2 separate regions of the Homo sapiens genome follow, and region 2 is linked to region 1. A link is a loop called in an ENCODE intact Hi-C map of the cell type or tissue named here. Cell type or tissue: ascending aorta. All regions are shown on one strand.

What was found. Hi-C counts contacts between places; a loop is a spot of excess contacts. Peaks named below come from ENCODE experiments on the same cell type or tissue, not always from the same donor. Only the 100,000 strongest peaks of a DNase experiment are listed, where the experiment ranks them.
Region 2: it touches region 1 in a loop (3-fold over the local background); 3 of 110 quality-filtered maps call a loop at or near these places.

The regions. Positions count from the first base shown.
Region 1 is chr10:43,685,969-43,693,968 of GRCh38, reverse strand. LOC124902417 (a long non-coding RNA gene) reads right to left here and starts at 3,789. Exons shown (of 2, transcript XR_007062133.1): 1 at 1,483-3,789; 2 at 1-885. RefSeq lists a silencer at 3,705-3,804. In ascending aorta, CTCF peaks have their summits at 2,348, 3,301, 3,551 and 3,750 (motif pointing left); DNase peaks (open chromatin) are centred at 2,324, 3,334, 3,738 and 4,240; H3K4me3 peaks cover 1,518 bases; H3K27ac peaks cover 1,263 bases.
Region 2 is chr10:43,961,836-43,969,835 of GRCh38, reverse strand. The region is part of intron 4 of LINC00841 (long intergenic non-protein coding RNA 841); the gene reads right to left. Among named protein-coding and RNA genes, the nearest start is that of LINC02659, 53 kb to the right of the region's middle. In ascending aorta, no CTCF peak of the experiment used is centred here; DNase peaks (open chromatin) are centred at 3,905, 4,575 and 5,545; H3K27ac peaks cover 4,188 bases.

The sequences.
Region 1 (8,000 bases):
GACAAAAGAAAGGCAGTGCAGAAAGGAAATAACTCCTTCAAAGGCCAAGATCTTGATGAATTAAACTAAGGAAGTACCAATATAAATAAAGAAAGGGGGGAATATGAGACCCATTAAAGGAGAGTGAATTCCAAAGGCCTTCCATAACGGGGGTTAAGGAGCTGAGGCATTCACCATGACCCCCTGTGAGGGAGCGGAAGGTGGTATCACCAGTGGAGACTTGGAAGAGGCCGGAGGAGCAGGCTGCAGGAAGGAAGTGAGTTCAGTCTTGACTGTGTCTGCTGGACATTCCAAAGCTGCTGTCTGCTAGGCAGTGAGGAGTTAGGCAGGTTCATCTGGAGACCAAGGAGCAGGGTTGGTGGTAAAAATAATGATAATAATAATTAATTAATAAAAAAAAAACCCTGGAGTGTGAGTTACTCAGAAAGAGCATCTGTTAAATTAGCAGAGAGCAGAGCCATGTGGAGCACACATTTCCTACAGAGTTTGTAGGGTAAAAATACATAAGAGGTGGGTGCAGAGAGAGAAGATGTGGTTGCAGAGACTGATGAAGAACAGACATTGCAAGTAAGAGCAAGGGACATGCGGACCCACAAGCATTATCACTGTGAGCTGGGGATCAAAGCACTTTCTGGGTGCCACGTGCTTCATCGGCAAGGCCTCTTCAGTCTTCCCAAAGTTTCTGTGTAGTTACTTGCTCTCTTCCCCATTTTATAGATGAGAAAAAGAAGTCTCAGAGCTGGTAAGTTATGAGTCCAAAATCACACAGCTCTTACCTGGTGCAGCTGCCGTTGGAACTTACCACAAAAAAAAACATGCTCTTTCCACTCTGCTGGGCAGCACCAGGTTTGTCACAGAAGAATGGGAAGGTCACACCTTCAGATTCTAGAAAGAGAACGGGTGAGAGGCGTGACTGTCACCTGCCTACAGGAGAGCAGTTTTGGTGGAGTTTGAGAAGTCGCAGCCAGATTGCAGAGACTAACGGAGGGGCTGGACGGGGAGCGACATAGGCCAGTTTCTCTTGCCAGAAAGAAGCTCAACCATGGCATGAGACAGGCCTCACTCGGGCTTTGCAGTGAGGGCATTTTTGTTTTCTCTTTTTTGTTGCTGTTGGTGTTTTAAGCTTGTGCATGTTCATAATCTGTGGGGGAAAGAGTCAAAGAAGGAAACATTGAGGACTCGGGAAAGCAAGAAGTTAAATACAGGAAAGAACAAAGTACCCAAGAGGAAAAAGGTGAAGGTGTCAAGATGGAGAAGGAGAAATTATCCCTGGATGAGAGGACAGCGCCTTTGATTCAGAGACCTGAGAACAGCAGGGAAGGGCATTTGTCGGCTTGGGGCCAGGAAGCTGAAGGAATCTTCTTCTAACCTAGGGAAAGATGTGCATGCCAGCAGGGGCTGAGATGGGGCAGTGGGGAGAGGGAATGGAGGAGCATGGTAACAGTGGAATGGCCGTTCCCTGAGGAAGGAGAGCATACCCACCCGAGCCCCATGTGCAGCACAGCAGGAGACCTCACACCAGTCCTTGACCAATCGCATAACTCTCCTATCTTCTTGGCCAGCCATCAGTTGCAGGTAAGCAGGAGGGGAGAGCAGATGGCTCTACGGGTTCACAGTTGGGCACTGGCAGAAAGTCAAGGGGAGAGGGACTGGCAGGGGCTGGAGTGACCTTCAGAAGACATTTACGAGAAGAAAGGCATGTTGCAATATGTGTTGTAATGGGAATTGGCAAGACCTTTATACCACCAAGCATCTAAGGATGCAGTTTTGAATCATGTCGAGACAGCTCTACTTGGAGCTTTGTTTAAAGGCTTCCTAATCTTCTCCCCCACCCGCCTCTCTTTCAACACATAGTAGATAAATGCTAAATAGACAAATGTCCCAGTTAGCCTCAGTAACAGAGGAAGCCTCAGTAACAGAGGAAACCCAAGCTGTAGGGTTTCCTACATTTTTCCATGGAGGAAAAATGTGAAATGTCCACACGCACAGGTGGTGCTCTGTCCCTGGCCGCACTGCATGTGGCCTGGGTCCCTGATGCCATTCCTCTCCAGGAATGGCAAGCACGTCCTTTGGGGCTCTGCATCCTCAGAGCTGTCTTCTTCCACATGCTTCTCCTTGCAGCAGTCTTTGTTCCCTTATCTGTAAAACAGGGCCCAGGACTTCAGGGGCTGCAGCCCTTTAAAATTCTAGCAGTTCGTGAGCCCTCCTCCTCCTTCAGCAGCTGCTCTGTAGCCATTACTTCTGCATCCTCCTAAGACACTATAGAAAGGGTGCACCCAGCCCCAGAATGCTGGGTGACTCAGCCCTTCCTAGCTTCCAGATGGATGGCAAGCCCAGGGCTGCCAGCAGGGGCATGGGCTGGGGACAGAAAACAAGAATGAAAAAGAACAGTGCCTTTTGGCCATCTTCCCAGAGTCTTGCACCTCGTCACCACAGTCTTATTAACCATTTGGTCCAAAATATTACCTTAAAAAATGTGTTGAAAGTAAGCCACTTTTTAAAAATCATGCAACTGTCACTATGGAAAACAGTATGGCGTTCCTCAAAATATTCAACACAGGATTACCATCTGATCCAGCAACTCAACTCCATTTCTAGGCATATATACAAAAGAACTGAAAGCAGGATTTCAAACAGATATTTGTACGCCCGTGTTCATGGTAGCATTGTTCACAACAGCTAAGAGGTAGAACCAAACCCAGTGTCCATCGATGGATGAACAGATAAGCAAATTGTGGTATAGACATGCAATGGAATATTATTCAGCCTTAAAAAGGAGGGTCATTCTGACACTTGCTACTACATGGATGAACCTTGAGGTCATTATGCTACCTGAAATAAGCCAGTCACAAAGGACAGATGCTGTTTCATTAGACTTATATGAGATACCTAGAGTAGTCCAATTCCTAGAGACAAAGTAGAATGGTGGTTGCCAGGGCCTGGGGGAAGGGGGAAATGTGGAATTGTTGTTCAATAGATACAAAGTTTCAGACTTTCAAGATGAAAAGACTTCTGTAAATGGATGGTGGTGACGATTGCACACCAATGTTCGATGAACTTAATGTCACTGAATAGTACATTAAAATAGTACTTAAAAATGGTTAACATGGTACATTTCATGTTATGTGTATTTTACCAAGATAAAAAAAAATATTTTAATCATGCAAATGCTTCCTTCTCCTTCCCTACTCCAGGATCAGCAGCCACACTTCTGTCCCAAGGAGTGAAGCTGAGTAGAGAGCGCACCCTCTGCCTGGGACCTGATGAAAGATCCAAGCAGACAGCGGCCCCCTGCGGAACCGTGGACACCGAGCTGCCTCCTGTTCCAGCAACAGCCTGGACCCCCGACTCTGGGTGCAGGGTCCTCACCGGTGTCCCGTGACAGCCGACACGCACTGCGCAGCCCGAGTCGACTGCTCCCACTCCGCGCTCCCCTCCTGGACCCCGCGCAGCTCTCCTGCGCAGCGGCCAGGCTACCTTCCCAGTCTCCATCAAAGACATAAATTATCGAAATTCTGCCGCTACTCCTGACAGAAGCGAACGTGAGGGGTCTGTGGGCCTCCGACCCTGGAAGGAGCGCGCGGTGCCAGTGTTGGATGAGGACGCAGCGTCGAGCAGGAGAACGCAGCACGGAGGAGGGCGCGGCCGGCAGCAGGGCGCAGCAGGCAGGCTGTGCTGGGTCCCCTGACGCTCTCCCCTGCTTGTTCCACGGCCGCCCCGCAGCGCCCTCTGCCGGCCCAGCCCAGAGCGCCGCTCCCCGACACAGCGCGCGCCGGATGTGCGCGCCCCCAGGACCCAGAAGCTCTCCCTGCCGGGCCTCGGACGCGCAAATGCGAAGCCCCACTCTCCGGAGGCACGGGGCTCTAGTGGGTATTATTTTTTATCCCTCTTCAAAAGGCCAGGATGTGTTAGATATGGGCATCGCGTTTCTAGTGTCCCTCTGAATCGACCAGTGAATGGACCTATTTCCAGTAAACTTTCGCAGCAAAATGCGAAAGAGTGAGCCCGGCGGGAGACGAGAAGGGCGTTCACGACGAGGACCCCAAGGGGGAGAGCTTGCGGTTTGAGGGGCTAGGCCCACAGCGAAGGCCTGGCTTCTCTCTTCCCTAAAAAGTCCTTGTGCAAACGAGTCACTGACCACGGCGGAAAGGCTTGCCCGGCCGGGCTCTCGGCAGCCTGCACCGCGCACAAGGCGGAAGGCGTGAGGGCTCCAGACTCCGCCCTTCCCTCTTCCTCCCGCTCACAGCTCCGGGGCCACCTCGGGCCAGGGTCTGGCCCAGTGGACCTCGCCGGCTCACAGTGGTCACCAAGACACTCACGGCACCCGAGTCCTGCTCACCCCCAGCTTCCGTCCGCTTTCTGACGCTGTGTCGCACGCCCTCACCCCCTAACCACCCCCCGCACCCTGATGCCCTCCGTACCCTCTCTCCCATAGTCCTGGCCTCACTGGGAGCTTCAGGCCACTAATCTCACCTCCGTCCCCGGCTCCTCCTGTCCTGCCCCAGCTGGAACTCCATGGCCCTTTCCTTAAAGCGCTGCCTTGAAGACGCCCTGGCCCCCGGCTCAGCCCCTCACCCTCGCGTCCCTCCTGCTCTCCGCCTGCGCGCCGCCTCGCCTGGGCAGCTGGAGGTGTTTGGAGAGGGTGGCTTTGTGCATTATGACCCCGGCATCCTCAGGGGGACCCACGGCTGCTGGGAGCTAATCCCCCTGCAGCCCCGCACCTCCCACCCGCTCCACTCCTCAGCCGCCCAGCACCTCTAAGTATGACGGCCTTGTTTCTGTAGCCCTGAGAAGGCAGGGGGTCAGGGGATCTGCACAGGCCGCCTCCGACACCCCGCCCCCGTGTGCCATCTGCTGCCCCCGCGGCCCCTGGTCCTGCCCTAAGACCTTCCCAAGAGCTCTCTGGGCCAGGCCCCCCCAGGCCATCTACTCAGCCACCGGCCACGCCCTCACCTCCAACTTCCCCCTCCTCTAGGGTATTCCAGTGAAGGCCAAATCCAGTAGGAATTCTCCACGTTACCTTTCAAAGGCCCCCTCAGGACCCCACACCTCTTTCCCCAGCAACCTCCCCCTTTCCCAGCACCCGTTTCCGCACAGCTCCTATTTCTCCTTCACACCCTGACACATTCACCTTTACCCAGCACTCCACCAAAACCACTCAGACATGGTCAGTCTCTTTTCCGCCTCGCCCTGCTGCACTCTGAGGTACTGGCCACCGCTAAACATTCCCAGCTTGCAATGCTTTCCCACAGGAGGGTCTCAGCCTGCCCCTCGCTCCCCAGCCCCTCAAGCCTCCCTCGCAGCCCCTGTAGCCCAGGAGAGCCCAGCTTCAGGCACAGTCCCTGGCCCTCTGGAGGCACGCTCCTGCCCCGATGACTTCACCCACCCTCACTGTTTAAAGGCCACCTTTCCGCCCGTGAGTCACCAAGGAACAGCCCTCTCCCAGCCAGCTTCTCACACCAGCTCCACACTCGCCTTTCCTGTAGTCCACCAGACAGCTCCTCCCAAATGCCGAATCTTAAATTGAAAACACAAAGGGCAAACTCCTGATTCCCCCCCCCCCCCCATAAAAAAATAGTCCGCAGGCTGGGTGCGGGGGGGGCTCACGCCTGTAATCCCAGCACATTGGGAGGCCGAGGCAGGCAGATCACAAGGTCAAGAGATAGAGACCATCCTCGCCAACATGGTGAAACCCCATTTCTACTAAAAATACAAAAATTAGCTAGGCTTAGTGGCGCGTGCCTGTAATCCCATCTACTCGGGAGGATGAGGCAGGAGAATCGCTTGAACCCAGTAGGCGGAGGTTGCAGTGAGCCGAGATTGTGCCACTGCACTCCAGCCTGGGCGACAAAGCAAGACTCCTTCTCAAAAACAAAACAAACAAACAAACAAAAGCAGTCCGCTGGGAACTTCTTTGCCTTTCTTTCGGTTGCTTAGATCCAAATCTCATTTGTCTTCAACTACCCTGCTTCTCCTCCATCCAAACCCACTGTCAGCAAATCCTGCTGGACTTGCCTACAAGGAAAACCCAGAGAGCAGCCACTTCTCGTCACCTCCCTCACGCTCAGCCCAGGACACGCCACCACCGTCACTCCCAGAATCATGTCGCGTCCTCCCTCTTCTTCCTACTTCTGCCCTTACCGACCCCTCCAGGAATCTAGTCACAACACAGCAGCCAGAATGGTCTTGTTAAAGCATTAAGTGAAAGTCATGTCACTTCTTTGTTGAAAATCCCTCAATGGCTTTCCATCCCAGAGTCCTAAGATGTCCCAAATGGGCCTCCTCTGCTGAGCACTTCCCCTTCTCCACCCACAGTGGCCCCCCAAACTCCCCAGCTCAAGCCCTCCCCGCAATGCCACCACCATCTCCGGGTCTCCACAGCACCAACCCCCTGCTTGGAATGCAGCCCCCACGTCTCCCCGCTTGCTCCCTGATGCCTTCAGCTCTCTGCTCAGAGCTCCCTGCACAGCAGGCTCCTTCTGGCCACCTTATTTAAGACTGCAGCTCTCTCCCTCGTCCCCACCCCTTCTTTTCCTCTTCCTCACTCTAGGTTTCCAAAGCCCTGACCGCTTTCTCTCATTCGATGTGTCCTGACTTGCTTATTGTCTTTCATCCCTCACTAAACATGTGCTTCAAGCAAGCAGGGGTTTTTTTTTAAGAGACAGGGCCCCACTCTGTTGCCCAGACTGAAGTGCAGTGGCTTTTCACAGGTGTGATCATAGCCTGCAGCAGCTTCAACCTCCCAGGTTCAAGCAGTCCTCCCACCTCAGCTTCGCCAGTAGCTGGGATGACAGGCACGTGCCACCACCGTGCCCAGCTGATTTTCTTCACTGCTAGATGCCCCTTGCTAAGACCATTGAGGAGGATCTAGTGGATCTTTGCTCACTAAATGCATGAGGGAATCCTATATCTGCCTTCTCTCCGCTCTTTCCTGCCATTTCCATCACATTTTACTCTTGCTCTGCTCCGTAAGGATTTCTCCAGGTGGAGTCTTTCCTGCCTCAGATTTTAGAGTCCATTTTGGGACTCACCGCCTCTAGTGGGTTTTGCTTTAATTTGGGCCACTGTGGACCATTTCTATTTCTAAGAACACTCCCTTGTTCTCCCACTGCTGCTTTTTCATAATTGCCTACACTTGTGTTTAATCAAAGTTCTGGCCCCTTAATGCCCTCTGAGATGCAGGCTGAAATTGTGTAAACGTGTTTCTGCCTTCTATAGTAACTATTTGGGTCAGGGTATTTTGTGGTTCTAAGCACTGCTGGCTTGCTGACCCACCTGGACGTCTTCTGTGGCCCATCCACATTTGTGAATTTGATTAACTGCCATGGAGCTGGTGGGATTCTATCAACCGGATGTTGAGGCTCCCCTAGAGGCATCCACATGTAATTATTTGAGTTGAAGGAAAGGCCTCCCCACTGAGAGATGAGTGAGCCTTATACCTTACACCTTTCCTTCAGGGTGTTCAGCTAAGAGGCTGACCAGCAGAACAAGGCCCTCTCAGAAGGGAAGTAGGTGATCAACCACATGGGGTCCTCGGGGTGCACCCGCCTCGGCTAACAGGGGGCCAAGCTGAGCCCCGGGAAAAGCTGTGGCCTGCTGTTCTGTGTGTGCTCTGAAAGAGTTCCGGAAATCTTTTCCTTTATTCTCCCATAACTGCTTCCTGACCCACCTGTTCCTCCAGCCTCTGGACTTTAGATTTATTCAGTCAGATCTGTAATTATAACAAGAAGAGCTAAAATCATCCTGACATTTGCTGTATGCCAATATTGTTGTCAGGACTTTATAGAAATTAACTCATTTAGTTAGCTCATATCACCCCAATCAAGTAGTTACTATTGTTTTGCCAGTTTTGAGAGGAGGGAACTGAACTGCAGAGAAGTGAAGACCTGCCCGTGGTCAAGCAGCTGCTAAGGGGCGTCCCTGAGACCACAGCTCACTCACCAGTGGGGAGCGAGAAAAACAGAGGGCGAGCACATCTGAGACCTGCCGTGCTGGGCCTT
Region 2 (8,000 bases), 280 kb before region 1:
GAGGCTGTGGCCCAGAGCCTGTAAGACAGGGCAAGCATTCAAGGAGGATGACAGATGTCAAGTGTAGGAAGAAAGACCAAGTGGCCCCCGCGGCTGCACAGGACCCGCAAGGACCAACTGAAACTGCTTTGATCTCTAGTAGGAGAGGCCAGAGCGGGGGCCACAGCAGGACCCGAAAGTGGCCACCAGCAGTTGCCCCACGCTGACCAGGTGAGCCAGGGGGTCAGGCACACGGCCTGCACGGACCTATGAGTGGTCAGGCTGCTCCCATGCTGCAGCCTTCTGCGTCACAACATGTGTTTCAGGCTGCCTTGGAACTATTCAGAGAAGACAATTCTGAGGAATAACGGCCAGCTCAGCTAAGATGACCTGACATAAACCACCCAACAGGTATCCAGGACGCAACCTAACAGGTGATGATTTCTCCTAGGAAGAGAGAGTCTGAGAGCTTCAGAAACACAACTGTGGGGAATTCAGCTTCTCTTTTAAAATGAGGTCCAGAGATCAGGAAGGCTCCAGGGAGTTGGAAACATCTCAGCTGGTTTTGGGAATCAGGTGAGAACAGGTCATGGGGCCTAAGAGGACAGAGGTTCCGACAGAGAGGATATGGGAGCCAAGGGAGGGCAGCGATCATAGGAGAGGAGACTGTGACAGGCAGTGCACAGGCCTTGCGGAGAGTCACGGGCAGCGGGCAGAGCAGGCGCGGCGGCAGCAGCGTCCGCTGCAGAGCTCAGAGGGGACGGGGTGCAGAGATGAGCCTCGGCTTCCTTCCTCAGAGCAAATAACCAAACGTAAAAAACGTTTTACAGGCCATGCAGTTTCCTATTCCCTTGTATGAAATTAAAGTCCTTGGATTGGAATCACAGTATCCTTTTTTTAGGTTATGTTTCAGATGCTCCGTTTTAGGTCTTGAACTCCCCATGACACTCTATTTTTCCCTGCTTTTTACTACACAAAGTCAATATTAAAACATAAATGAGGTTTGGACCTCCCTTTATTACTCATCAACTATAGCTGGCTTAAAACTTGAGGGGATTAGCTTTTTCCTACAGCCCAAATGAAATCGAACCTCCCTTTCTTTGTCTTCTCTCCCTCTCTACCTCTTTCCCTCCCCACCTCTTCTTTCCATCAGCCCTTCCTTAATTTGTCTTTTCTTTTTTTAATTGATTCTTACATCAAAAACCAAAAAGAATTATGACACTAATGAAGGACATGTAACAAAAGAGAAGCAGTAGGCACATCACCACTGAACTACGACAAAAAAATTGTCTGACCCATGCCGCCCCTCAATCCTGTCCACAGGCATTCTTAGTTATTCCTGGTGGTCCCAGCAAGGAGTAGAATTTAGTAGTTTGCTTTATTCACTTGATAATATCATGTTTTCCACTTTGCCAAATCAGCTTCCCTATTATCATTTGCCACAAGCCTGTGGCTTTCACGGGGTGGACTAAAGCACATGGTGGGGAAGCCTTGGCTGATGCCTCAATGTTGGTAGCTTTAGGGGAAGGTGCTTTAGACTGACTGTGATCCACAGAGAACTGCCCTCTGGTCCCCATGAACAGTGATGGGCAAGTCTGAAGAGAATTTCTTGGCCATTCAGATACCAATGTCTTCATGCACCTGAAATGACTTGAAGAGAATGATCTGAAGAGATGCAGGTAAGGAGGAGTGGTGGCTGAGGGGCTACTGGGCATTTCCCTATTTGCAACTCATCTCTTCTACCAGAAGCATGTGAATCCCTACCTCCCTTCCTAACCCCTTCCCAGAGCAACTCAGCAGGACTTGCAAGGTGGAGAAGAGGTGTTTGAGTTCCTCCTAGAGAAGACCTTGGAAGAGATTCACGCACAAAAGAAAGAAAGCAAAATAATACTTTATGCTATTAAATTTTGCATTCCAAAACCCCAGTTTTGTAATATACAGCTTTATATGCCAAACTTGACCAAAAAAAAGACATGAGACATAAAGAAGAAAGTAAAATGGCTGACATAAATCCAAACCTATGGATATTAACATTAAATATTAATGGATTAAGCAACACAAAAGACAGAGATTATCAGATCAGACAGGATAAGAAAAACAAGATCCAACTATATGTTTGCTACAGGAGACACACTTTAGATTCAAAGATATAAATGGGCTGAAAGTAAAAGAATGGAAAAGAAATAATCATGCAAACAATTGTAAGAACACTGGAGTGGCCATACTGACATCAGACAAAATAAACTTTCAAACAAAAATAGTTATCAGAGATAAGCAGGGACACTTTATAATAACAATAGAATCAACTCGTGAAGAAGATATAACAATTATAAACATATGTTTCTAACAGAGCCCCCAAAATACATGGGGCAGAACTGATATAAATAATGAGAAAAATAGACCAATACAAATACTTGGCAACATCAACGCCACACTTGGAATCATGGAGAGAACAACTAGACAGGAGATCAAAAGGGAAATAGACAATTTGAACAATAATCTAAAATGCAAAACCTTCATGAGCAGAAAGATCTCCCCATAAGTCCTTAGAAGAAAAATAGCCTTTCGAGGTTTACGTAGAGCAAGGGTAAGAGGGAAATGGGGGTTACAGACCCACCGTGAGTACTGCTGAGCCGGGCACTAGCTGGGGAGTTTATAGTCATTTATCAGAAGCTTCTGGGTCTTACATTTCTCATACATAAAATGAGGTAAAAATGCACCATTCACGGGGTCTTTGTGGGGATTTTGAGAATGAAATACATAAAGGAAATTTATTCCTAGGCTGTGGGATGCTGTCCAATGGAAGATGTGCCAATCCTGAACCTGTCTGCCCTCAGAGCCAGTCCAAGCCCTTTCCCTCTCTGCATTATGGGGATGGGCTTCAGGGAAGGAAGGATTGAGCCTGTTAGACTGTCATTCCTGGCTCATGTGCCAATTGGTTTCTGGTGGGATTCACCCCAGAGAGAGGTGCTAAAAAGAGGGGTAAGAAGGGGGAAGCCAGGGTATTTCTCCATCACCATTTTCCCCACACCTAAGCACTATCTCCAGCAGACTTCCCTGAGGGTCCAGCTCCTGCCAGGGAAGCCAAGACGCCAGCTTCCAAAGGGTGAACCTCGTACCTGGGCCCCATAGCACTACTTACCTCCTTAGTTCCTTCAACCCAGGGAGGGTTGCGGCTCCCTCCAATGTCACTGTGCTCTGGCCTCAAAGTCTTCCTATAACCTGGGCAATGAGAGTCCTCTGTTATAAATACTTAGAGTGACCTCTCTTCTTGGTTGAACCTTGGATGATTAATAGGATTTTTCTCCTAAACTATGAAAAGTTTGTAGGCAGAGATCCTGTCTTCAAGCCAACCAACAGTGATTGGGTTTCTGTAAACTGTTAGACCTTGAGCCAAGCCACAGAGAAGAAGCAGCAAGACAGGGCCTGCTCTACGGAACACAGAACCTTAGCCCTCTATGACCTGCATGGAGCCTCGTGTAGAATAAGCACTAGTGTGCACCTGTTGCTGAAAGCCTATTTCAATTGAGTTAGCATGTGTAGCGTGTGAGCTGTGCACCAGCTTCTCGGCCTGGTTTGCAGACACATTGTATTTGACCTGTGGTGATACCCCATGAGAAACCAAAGCAGCTCACACCATGTAGCGCAGTGCTGTAAGCTTTGCCACCCTGCTACTGGCTGAAACCCTACCAGGGGCACAGCTGGCCAGCGGTCTCCCCATCAATGTCCTGCAACAACCTCCCCAAAACCAAAGTAGAATGAAGATTGGAGAATGGAGTGTCAGGAACACTTATTCATGATCACTCTTGCATTCTGAAGGTGCAACATGAATGTCTCCGAGGGGTGGTGTGGGTGCTCCTCAGCCCCCAGATGAACAAGGTGTCTACTTGGATTTTAACTATAAAGCTGCCCTGTTACACTTTGTAACCTCAGGCACAGAGCCGTGGACATGCATCATAGGGCACTGAATCTGTCCCACATGACTAACAACTTGGGACATCTGAGAACATTTCTGTATTGTTTACACTAAAAGAACATGTATTTTTATTTCATAACACAGAACTGACATTTGACATGTTAAGTCAATGTAAGTCACTGGTGAAGTTCCTGAATTACTGCGGAAGAGTAATTAGTCCCTAGGGGCCTGTCGCTTCAACAATTTGCCATTTATCTTCTTTCAGATGACAATGTGGTTTTTTCTTTTATTTAAATCTTAAAACCCATAAATACCTCTCCACCACCACTGCTTCCTTCCCTGCAGACATACCCAAATCTTGTCCACCTCTGGGTTCAGCCAAGAGTTTGTGGTAACAACCACAAATGAAGCCTCGGCTCTGATGACACTGCTGCTCCTGAAATCCTCTCAGGGCCAATCTTCTCTGAATCAACAACTTGACTTTATTAACTGATAAGATTGACTCTGCTTCACATTCTAGCTTATTCTTGTGTTGTTCGGATCATCCACATGCTTTAACTTAGAGAGAGGGAGAAGTGACATTTTTACCAGATTGGAGTGCACTGCAGAGGCCAGTCTCTGGGGTCACATGCACAGCGGTACGACTTTCCTATTTATGTAAAAAGGAAACTGACTTTTCCCGGTCCTGGCTGTAAAGGCTCGGGACACGGTAGACGGGACGGGAGGTGCCTCGGTGATTTGCGGAACAGGAGGAGCTTTCCCTTCCAAGCTAAACAATAAGTTCCACTTTTTTAATGGCTCTTGGGTTAGAATTACTGACAAATAAGACAGAAATGTAAAAGCCTCAAGTATGTGATTACCTTAAGTCTGGGGGACACTTAAATAGAATAAAGTAACCATTTACTTTATTTCAAGATTTGGGTTTCTTGGTTGTGGGGGATGTGTAAAACATAGTCATTGATTTTAACTTTCCCATCCAATAAATTTACCAATTCAGACAAATTGAAGACAAGGACAGTTTAAATCAACTTAATTCTATAGGAAAGAGTATTTTGAGTATTTCAAATATTTCCAAGTACACACAGTAACTCAAACCAGGCTGGTGAAATGTTTCCTTCCTTAGAACAAAGGGAGGTTTGGTGGTGATTTGGGGATAGCTTTGAGTTCAGAGCCCGGAAGAGTTACTCAGATTCTGAGGCGGTTTCTGACAGAAGGAAAGGTGATAGCCTAACGCTGAGGAGGGCAGTTTCATTAATTGGGACATGTGGGGATGTTGTTGGAGATGGACAGAGGGACATTCAGAAAGACAGAAGCAGAAGCGTGGGTTTCTGAGGAGGGCAGAGTTTCTAAGGTGGTGAACAGAAGAGTGGGTAGACTTGAGCCAACAAAGGAAGCCAGGATCAGGCCATTTTCTCACGGTCACCCTGATGATATTGGGAGCACCTTCAAGATAGGACCCTGCAGGGAAAATGTGTCATGAACGCTATGCAACCTGTGGTCATTTCTAGAGCTCGATTTAATTTTTTTCCCTTGGAAGTTATTGGGGCACTCAGGGTACGCAACCCTGAGTGCACAGGCAGAGGAAGTGAAGCTTGGCCTCACGCCCAAGCACAGAGGACTCGGGTCCCAGGGCTCCAGTGTGGAACTCTGCACGTGGTTGCGGGGTGGGTCACAGGTTTGGAGGCGTTAGGGATGGAAATATGCTCAGGGCAGAGCTGAGAAGACAAGAGGTGGCCAAAAGGGAGTGATGGGTAAATGCACAAAGGTGTCCAGGAGGGCCCTGGTGCAGGCTGGCTTCCAGGACACAGCTCTCAGGGTAGAAGGAGCCTTTCTCAGACACAGTGGAGACCAAATCTTTTAAAGTGGCTGGAAGTAGGTGTCCCTGTGACCACCGACCACTGAGGGACTGGACCAAACAGGACAGAGACTGTGGCCCCAAAACACTAGCCCCAGGCTCAGCTGCTGGAAGCTCCAGGAGCTGCCAGGATGCAGGGCCTGCATCAGGACTCCAGGCATGGACCGAAGCTGCTCCTGGATCAGCAGGGAGCTTGGCCAGGCAGGGAAGGTCACGGGCTCATAAGTCTCATGTTCTCTGCCTTCTAGGATGGTTCTCCTCTATGAAGGCAGCCTCGGCTACATTCTGTGTTTTGTTTGCTTACTAAGAGCATCAACACAAAGAGAGAATGACAATGTCCTTCCCCATCCTACTCCAAAGAACTCCCAGAATGAGGACCCAGATGTGCCTGAGTCGCACCCACACCCTCTGATTTATAACTTGCCATAAAAACCACCTGGGGGATTGTCAACCATGCTGCCAGGCAAGGCTGGGTGCTGAGAAGTGGGGGCCACTCCAACATCAGTATCACAGTCAGACACCCTGTTTTCCACTTCAAATTCCAAACATGTGTCTGTGAGTGTGGGGTAGCGGCATGGGCAACAATCTTTCATTTCATTTGTTAGTTGGGGTATTGAGATTAAAAAGCTACTAAACTCAAAATGTGGGCCAGGCAGTCAACATGTAATACCTGGACACTTTGGGCCTCTGTGGACTTGAAGCATCATCAAGACACATCACTTCTGTGGCCAACCTCTGGTCAACAGTTAGCCTTATCTTCATAAATTGCCTCCCCCACAACACAATATTTCTGTGCATTCATAGCTCTGTTTGTCCTCCGTAAATCAACCACAGGCCTGTTTAATTATCCCTCGGCAATTTTAAACAACATTTTTAATGAGGCAGAGAATACATGAGGGCTTGCAAACAGGGCTTAAGGGTCTGCCGTGGGTCACTCTGTGTGTATTTTTCAAAGCCAGCCATTCCCAAGATAAGTCACATCTCACCCGGATCTCGAGGCTTGGCTGATGGGCTTTTGCACTGCATGACCAGGGAGACTCAACCATCAGGAGGCTGCTTTCTGTCAATGGCCTTGAAGTGTGTTCATTATTATAAACACACATGATGAATTAGTGTTGTGGTTATGTAAGGAATTTGGTCATCTTGGCTCTGGCTGTGAAAGCGGCAGAGCTATGGAGAAAGTGAACGAAGGGCCATGCCTTCCACTGAAGCCCAGGCAGCTGGTGTTTGAGCTTCATTAACTTGGAGATCCATAAATCTCTCCCCCTGGTTTCCAGGTCAAAGGGATTGCTGGGTGGAAGAGCTCCAAACCCTCTCAGTTGTGGGAAACATCCCTGTGACTTTGCGGGAAGGTAGGCCTGGCCCCGATGTCCCATAGCCAGCAGGTCACTCTTAAGGGAGTGGTCCAGAGGGTCCCACCCTCTGATGGTCCTGGGCTGGGGTATAACACTCAGCGGAGCTGCAGGAGAGGGGACAGAGTACTTGTTGCCCGGCTGCATTTGTGCAGTACTGGTGCTGGGGCCCCCACACAAACCCAAGCACCAGCCCTGGCACCCAGCTGAGTGGCCAGCCCACAATCCCAGAGATGGCAAGGGCGGGCAGAAGGGGAAGAGTGAAGGAGAAGCAGCAATTGGGCACCAGGCTCCAAAGGCGCTGAAAGACAGGGCAGCCACTAGAAAGTCATGGGGAGCAGATTCCTGAGGGCCTGTCTGCAAATACTTATTTTTCTTTCTTTGAACATTCTTAGGACCACAGAAATGGGAGCAATTTCAAGAGGACAGACAGACTCTGCCCCCTGCCCTGCCAACACCCGCAGCCACGATTGCCTTTCCTCCTCCTCCCCATTCTCCTTTTCCGTCTCGCCGCAAGCCCAGATTTCGTGCTGAGCCCTGCACATGAAGTGTCTCCCTTAAATGTCATAAAGACCCCATTCTACAGATGAAGACACCAACGCATTGAGGGCATGAACAACAAGCCCAGAGGTACCCTGTCCCTCCACAGAGCTGGATCCAGACCCAGTCTAGACCTATTCCAGAGCCCAGCCTCACTGTGTCTGGGGCACGATGGTCCCTGGCCTGGAGTGAAGAACACGAGATCCGAACCTTCAGAGTACGCCTCTCTGCCTCAGCCAAGCTCTCTGTTCTGGAACCTCTGCAGGTTATTTCTAATTGAGAAGGTGCAGCAAAGCAGTTAGGGACCTGGACTCTCAAATCCAGTACAGTCACATGTTCTCAGCCACACGACCTGGGG